Regions from separate parts of the Homo sapiens genome. Here region 1 is linked to region 2. A link is a contact called in ENCODE Hi-C or POLR2A ChIA-PET data. All regions are on one chromosome and are shown on one strand. Each heading gives the region's core, a stretch centred on a gene start or an enhancer-like site at or near the end of the contact. The rest is flanking DNA. Distances are from core to core; before and after follow the strand shown. Region 1 holds the start of EMC10 (ER membrane protein complex subunit 10). Region 2 holds the start of NUP62 (nucleoporin 62).

Region 1 (3,777 bases), core at 422-2,921, 550 kb before region 2:
GGGGCATTTAAAGAGTGTTTCTCTTCTTTCATGTCCCACTTTCCCCTAACCTGAGGCAAATCTGTTAGTAAATGGTTGTTAGTAAATGTCATACGACGGGAGGCACCCAGACTCCAAGTCTTGACTTCTCAGGGCACCAATGTTAAGTGTCTAGGAGAGGACGTTGCCTGACTCACCGATCTCAAATGAGTGCTCCAGCAGCAGCCCCACCGTGCCACAGGCCTCGCCCTCTCGACCTTCCGCCCCAGCCTGCAGAGGACACAGAAGGCCCCAGGTGAGGACCACCCAAGCCCTCAGCATAGTAGTCACCCACAGAACCCAGGACAGACAGACTGGTGGGCTGAGGGAGGAGCCTTATCTTCAAGTTAATCACTGCTGCTTGCCTTTATTTCACTAGAAACCACCCATTTCATGAATATTCATACTCTGCACTCCCTCACCCCCAGAAAACCAGACCCTACAAACATGCCTAACCTCATTGCCAAAGCAACTATCCCAAGGTCACTTCCAAGCCTTGCGCCACAAATACTCATGAGTTAAATGACACTCTCCCTCTCCCAAGCCTTCTTTTTCATGCTAATATTCAAATGGCCTCCTTATCACCTGACAGCCCAATAGCCAAGATGCAGCCTGAGTTCAGTCCCTATTAAGCACATTCAAGATTCATGCTTTCCTTTTCTCCAACCTCCAAACTTGCATACTCACGCATATTTAGGAGACAAAACTCATCTCCACTTCCTCAAGAGCCCCCTCCCACGCCTTATTTTCTTTTTCTGAGACAGGGTCTCGCTCAGTCGCCCAGGCTGGAGTGCAGTAGCGTGATCTCAGCTCCCTGCAACCTCTGCCTCCTGGGTTCAAGCGATTCTCCTGCCTCAGCCTCCCGAGTAGTTGGAATTACAGGCACCTGCCACCACATCCAGCTAATTTTTGTGTTTTTAGTAGAGACGGGGTTTCACCATTTTGAGCAGGCTGGTCTTGAACTCCTGACTTCAAGTGGTCCGCCCGCCTCGGCTTCCCGAAGTGCTGGGATTACAAGCATGAGCCACCGCGACCGGCCTAATTTTTTTTTTTTTTTTAGTATTTTTTGTAGAGACAGGGCTCGCTATGTTGCCCAGGCTGGTCTTGAACTCCTGGCCTAGAGCAATCCTCCCGCCTCGGCCTCCCTAAGCGTTGGGATGACAGATGAGCCACCGCGCCCGGCTTCACCTTGCCTCTTTCATTTCAACCGCCCGGACGTCGGATTCTCCAAGATTCCACACCCCCAGCCCCGCCCCCTCATACATATTCCCGAGCCAGAGCCTTCCGACAGGTGCGCTTGTCCTCCCACCCAGTCCTTGCAACCCGGTGCACTGGCGAGGCCCCTCCTGCGCGTGCGTGACTGAGGCCTGGCTTTCCAGGGATCTCCCACCTCTTCCCTCTCAGCCCTGCGCAGCCTCCTTCCGTCTGTAACTCACCTAAAGACCCAAGACCTGCGACATCCGTAGACCGCGCCCGCTATGCACAGCTAAAGAGCACTCACCCCTCGCGCACCAGTCCCGGCCCGGCAGCCGCTGCCCCGGGCTCGACTGGGCGCTGCTACCGCCATCAGCAAGAGCAGGAGCAGCCGGGTTGCCCCAGCGCTGGCTGCCGCCATCTCGGCTTCTTCCCACCAGCGAAGGGACGGCTGTGAGCCAAGAGCCGCGGAGCACGCCGGGAGGAACAGGCCGCATCCTGACGCCCGTGCGCCTGCGCTGGGCCCCGGCACCTGCGCACTGGCACCCGTCCGCACCTGGGGCCTGACGTCAGCAGGATGGGGCCGCCCCTTTGGCCTGATCTCCAGGAGCCGCCCCCTCCAGGGACGTCATCACAAATCAGGAGCCCGCTCTTGTGTGACGTCATAAAGCCCGCTCCGCATCATGACGTCACAGTGCGCGTAGTCCCGCCCCCTCGCTTTCTCCCTCTGCTCCTCCGTCCGCTCCCGTCGGACGGGGACATTGCAATGAGGCGGGATCGCGGCCCTAAGCCGGCCCTGGGTGGAGCTGGCGAGGTGGAACCAGGTGGGATGGCAGGTGAGAGAGGGGAGCCAGGCCTAGAGGGGTTGGACCTGGTGAAGGAACCAAGTAGGATGGGGCCGGCAATTCGGGGGCATCTGATACCCCGTCCTCTCCGCGGGGCTGTGCCGGGCCCTCTCAGTTGGGAAGCCAGGCACAGCCTCCCAGGATCGACCCCCAGACTTCGTCCTGGTAAAATGCCTCCTGGTTGCAGCCTCTCCCACGGGCCGTCCCAGACGGCTCCAACGCTACCTCCAGAGCGGCGAATTCGACCAGTTTCGGGACTTCCCCATCTTTGAGAGCAACTTCGTACAGGTAGGGAGCCCCAGAACCCCCTCATCCCCAGCCTCGGCCTGCCCCTCGACCTCCTCCTGACTTGGAAAGCCCCTGCTCCCCCATAACGTCCATCTCGTGGGATTCCCGACTCCCAACTCCTATGTGATCTCTGACACCCCATACTTCTAGTTCTCTAGATTCTTTGTGAACCCTGGCCTGTAACTCCCTTGCCTCAGTTTCCCTGACTTCACACCCATATGATTCTTGAACTTTAATTTCAAGATATCTGGCCCCCAGCCTGATTTTCAACTCACCTGGTTCATGACCTTTTCCCCTACCAAGATTCCTAACCTCTGATCCCTCCTCAGTTCTGCCCCGACATCTATCCTGCCCCGACCTCTGACCTCTGGCCCCAGGTGACTCGGTTGGGAGAAGTTGCCAACGAGGTCACCATGGGGGTGGCAGCCTCCAGTCCAGCCCTGGAGCTCCCGGACCTATTGCTTCTGGCCGGCCCTGCCAAGGAGAACGGACACCTGCAACTCTTCGGGTAACTGCCCCCACCTCAGCCGAGACCCCTTCCTCCCTCAGCTCCAGGCACCTGAGCCCCCAGCAGTACCTCCCCTCGTCCAGACCACCCCCAGGGCCAGGAGCTGGCAGTGCTACCGGCCCTCCCTGAGCTGCCATCTACCCGGGAGAACAAGGACAGAGCAGCCCTCAGGGGCCAGAAATCAGAGATTAGACAGACCTGAAGGGGACAGTCCTCAGCCATGCCCCAGCAGCGGTCAGGAGAATGATCATTTCCGCAGGGCCTGCTCATGCCAGACGCCCCTAGGCCGCGCATACGATCTCACCTCTGACCTCATATCTTCACATGGTGGGGTCCCTTAGCCCCATCCGCCAAAGAGCTAAACTGAGGCTCAGAGAGCCGGGAGCCAGTTGCCCAGGGTCCCACTGTGGCTCCAGAGTGGGCCAGGATTGGAATGCCAAGCTTGTCATGATTGTGGATCTCATGGTTCTTGAGCCCTCCTGTGCCTCACTCCACACTGCCCCTTTACGTCATATTTTTTCATTGAAAAAGTAATGCAGATCGGGTGCGGTGGCCCACACCTGTAATCCCAGCACTTTGGGAGGCCAAGGCAGGCAGATCATTTGAGGCCAGGAATTTGAGACCGGTCTGGCCAACATAGCAAAACCCTGTCTCTACCAGAAATACAAAAAATTAGCCAGGGCCGGGTGCGGTGGCTCACGCTTGTAATCCCAGCACTTTGGGAGGCTGAGGTGGGTGGATCACGAGGTCAAGAGAACGAGACCATCCTGGCTAACACAGTGAAACCCCGTCTCTACTAAAAATACAAAAAATTAGTCGGGCGTGGTGGTGAGCGCCTGTAGTCCCAGCTACTCGGGAGGCTGAGGCAGGAGAATGGCGTGAACCCAGGAGGCGGAGGTTGCAGTGAGCTGAGATTGCGCCACT
Region 2 (3,433 bases), core at 934-3,433:
GTGTTTTCCTCATTCCTTCCCTACTTTTTTTTTATTTTAAGGGATAGGGTTTCACTCTGTTGCCCAGGCTGCAGTGCAGTGGCATCATCTTGGCTCACTGCAGCCTAGACCTCCCAGGCTCAAGCGATCCTCCCACCTCAGCCTCCCAAGTAGCTGTGACTACAAGCGTGAGCCACCATGCCTGGCTAATTTTTTTTTTCCTATAGATATGAGGTCTCGCTATGTTGCCCACGTCCTGAACTCCTGGACTAAAGCAATTCTCCCCGCTTGGCCTCCCAAAGTGCTGGGATTACAGGCCATCATGCCTGGCTTCCTTCCCATCATTTATGCCTCAGTCAACATGTTACCTACTTGGAGAAGGTTTTCTGGCTACCCATTCTATATTAGGTCCCCTTTGTCATTTTGTAGCTCAGCTGCTAGGTGTTTTTGACTTATTCCAATACACTCTCATTTAATTTATCTCTGGTCTACTCCCCACAGTGTGAGCTGCTGGAAGGCACAGACCATGTTCTTCTTGTTCCCAGCCGTATCCTCAGCACCTAAAACAGTGCCTGGCACATTGTAGGCACTCAATATTTATTGAATACATGGATGAGTTCTTCCTCCCCCATCTTCCCCTGCCCTCCACTCCCCAGCTCCACCTTCCACCTGCCCTTACCTGCCAGGGGCTCTCCCCCCACTGGAAGCCCGCCCTCCAGGGCTCCCCCAAGGACCTCATAGGGAGCCAGGGGGGCAGGGGCCGGGGGGAGTTTCCCATAGTCTACGAGCCATCCCAGCCCACTAGCTGGGAGCAGGGCCCTGTCCAGCTCCAGCCCCAGGGTCGCCAGGAGTGACATGGCTGTAGCACAGGTGCTGGGCACTGATGGCAACAGGAGAGGCTGCACCAGCAGCTGGCACGAGGCTCTGGAGGATGCTCAGGTGGGCGAAGACAGGCACCAAGGCGAAAGTGGAAGACCTACACGCGTGAGACAAGAGTGGGTGTGGTCAGGACAGCGTCATCCACCGGCCAAAATCAAGGGGAAGCCAAGCCACACCCCCAGGCACGTCCATGAGGCTCCTCCCTCCCCCTTCCAACCACCGTTTAGAACACTAAGCCTCAGCCTCTCCGAATTCTAAATTTGCCCTTTCTTTACCCAAATCTCTGAGCCCCACCCACTCCCAAGGGAATTTCTTTAGGTCCTAAAGTAGGACCGATGCCCCACCCCTTCCCCCAATACAGAAAAAAAAAACCTAAAGGTCTCCCAGGGGAATTACCTTAGGCCCCTCCCATCCACCTCAGAATATTTCGCCTCAAGGAAAAACTCAATCCCAGGGACATTTTCTTCCAGCCACGCCCCTTCCTCTAAAATATTTCCTTTTGGCCCCACTGCCTTCCTAGCTTCCATCCCAAACCAGTTCCCAGGGGAACTGCCCCAGGCCGCAGCCCTTCAGCAATGTTATCCACTCAAATCCCACTCCTCGCTCTGCCGCTGCCCCTCCAAGCCCCGCCCCTCATTGTTTATTTAGCTCCGCCCCTCCCCCGATTCCCCAGAGGCCCCGCCTCTTTGTCACATCGAAACCCCACCCCTCAACTAACGGTTGGTTTAGCCCCGCCCCTTCTCACAATGTGCTTCCGAAATCCCACCCATCGTGACGACAGTGGTTCTATCCCCACCCACTTAGAGGGTTGCCTCTGGGTCCCGCCTTCTGCCCTGTCAATCTAAGCCAGTCCCCGCCTCAGCAGGTGCCTGGTTTAAAAGGAAGGAAGCTGGGCTGTGAGCCAGAGCAACGTGGGGCAGGGAGGGTGGAGGAGGGTAGAGGGGGCACGCGGAGAACGGCTACCCGAACGCCACCCGTCCACACGCGGCTCTGCGCCGAGGGCCAAGGCGCATGCTACGTCGCCCGAGCGGTCCAATTGCCTTTACACCTCCGCCCTCTTGGGGATCAATGCGCATGTGCGGCCATTCAGGGTCCGCAGCTCTTTCACTACGGGGCACTGGTGGGCTACTGCGCAGGAACAACCAAGCACGAAGAATCGTTTAGAAAAAAAAAAAACACACCCTCCCCTGGAGTGCTCAGGCCCAGCTGCACGCGGGCTGACAAACATCGAGTCTAGAACTCTCCCACCCGGCCCCGGGCCCAGTGCGCATGCGCAGCCGCGCGCCTTCGGCCCACCGTACTACTTCTGCGCCTGCGCGACCGTGATTCCCCGCTCGCGACTCCCCACCCCCCAGGGCTCCCTAAAGAGGGCCACGAGCTGCGAAAGGGCGGGAAAGGCAGTTGGAGAAGAGGTAAGCGGTTACTCACTCCATGGCTGCAGCAAGGAGAGGCGGCGGCGGCCTCGGCTGAAGAAAGAAGGTGGGAGCGGAGAGCGCAGGCGTGGTGAGCGCGGAGACGGGCCGGGGGCACAAAGGGGTCGAGGCTACAGAGCCATGGCCGGGGCTACGCAGGCAGAGGCGGCGACACTGTAGTGAGAAGAGACTGTGATCCGAGGACAGGGAATGAGGCGGCCCCGGGGACTGGGGACAGATATATACTGGGTGGCGGAGCACGGCCCTCCCGGATCCTTCCGCGCCCCGCCCTCGCGCGGCCCCAACCGGGAGGCAGCCGGGTCCCCTCCTCCTGGGGATCAGGGGATCCGAGCCTTTCCTTCCCACTCCTAGGGTCCGGGACCCTCCTCCCTCTCAGCTGGGGATCCGACCTCTTCCCTCTGAGCCGGGGATCCAGCCCTCTCCTTGTGGCTCCGGGGTCTGGTTTCCTCCTCCTGACTCTAAGCTCTGGTTTCTTTCTCTTTCTGCCTCTGAGGTCTGGGCCTGCTTCCTCCTGTGATTTTGAGGATCCAGCCTCATTCTCTTCCCGCAGACCTGCACCAGTTCATTTCTCTTTCCCTTTCCTTGCTTGCAGAATTTCCTGCCAGTCACTTTTCACTTCTTCATCCCCCAGCTGCTGACTCTGAGAAACCCTCGTGGGTTAGAGTCCAGCATGAGTCACAGCACTCTCCCAAATACAGACCTGCCAGGATGGCCTCGGGCAAATAACTTAAGTTCTCTTACTTCATTTCCCTATCTGTAAAATAAGAAAAATCAACTCGCCTGGTGGGTTTATGAGACTCAAATAAGACGATGTCTGGCAAGCCTTATGCACAGAGCTCAACTCATACATTCCTGTTCAACTGTTTTTTTTTTTTGAGACGGAGTCTCTCCGTCTCTGTCGCCCAGGCTGGAGTGCAGTGGCGCGATCTCGGCTCACTGCAAACTCCGCCTCCCAGGTTCACGCCATTCTCCTGCCTCAGCCTCCCGAGTAGCTGGGACTACAGGCGCCCGCCACCACGCCCGGCTAATTTTTTGTATTTTTAGTAGAGACGGGGTTTCACTGTGTTAGCCAGGATGGTCTCAATTTCCTGGCCTCGTGATCCGCCCGCCTCGGCCTCCCAAAGTGCTGGGATTACAGGCGT

The links. Hi-C counts contacts between places; a loop is a spot of excess contacts on that map. ChIA-PET counts read pairs that join two places held with the same protein, here RNA polymerase II (POLR2A). Pooled maps may share reads with other maps.
Region 1: a pooled map shows a loop between it and region 2 (10-fold over the local background). The contact joins the promoter of EMC10 here to the promoter of NUP62 in region 2. A Hi-C loop is called at or near these places in 1 of 37 single-sample maps with no recorded cell type and 6 of 50 pooled maps. POLR2A ChIA-PET finds 5 or more read pairs at or near these places in 2 of 52 experiments (HEK293 and activated CD4-positive, alpha-beta T cell).

The regions. Positions count from the first base shown.
Region 1 is chr19:50,474,401-50,478,177 of GRCh38, reverse strand. EMC10 (ER membrane protein complex subunit 10) reads right to left here and starts at 1,671. Exons shown (of 7, transcript NM_206538.4): 1 at 1,520-1,671; 2 at 177-249. The coding sequence starts at 1,633. It overlaps GARIN5A (golgi associated RAB2 interactor 5A), which reads left to right and starts at 1,330. Exons shown (of 5, transcript NM_001308429.2): 1 at 1,330-2,048; 2 at 2,245-2,345; 3 at 2,675-2,853. The coding sequence starts at 1,790. RefSeq lists enhancers at 1,467-1,666, 1,533-2,033.
Region 2 is chr19:49,928,254-49,931,686 of GRCh38, reverse strand. It overlaps NUP62 (nucleoporin 62), which reads left to right and starts at 2,183. Exons shown (of 3, transcript NM_016553.5): 1 at 2,183-2,361. It overlaps ATF5 (activating transcription factor 5), which reads right to left and starts at 2,482. Exons shown (of 3, transcript NM_001193646.2): 1 at 2,287-2,482; 2 at 659-955. The coding sequence starts at 836. It also overlaps a transcript of IL4I1 not described here. RefSeq lists silencers at 1,693-1,742, 2,593-2,652.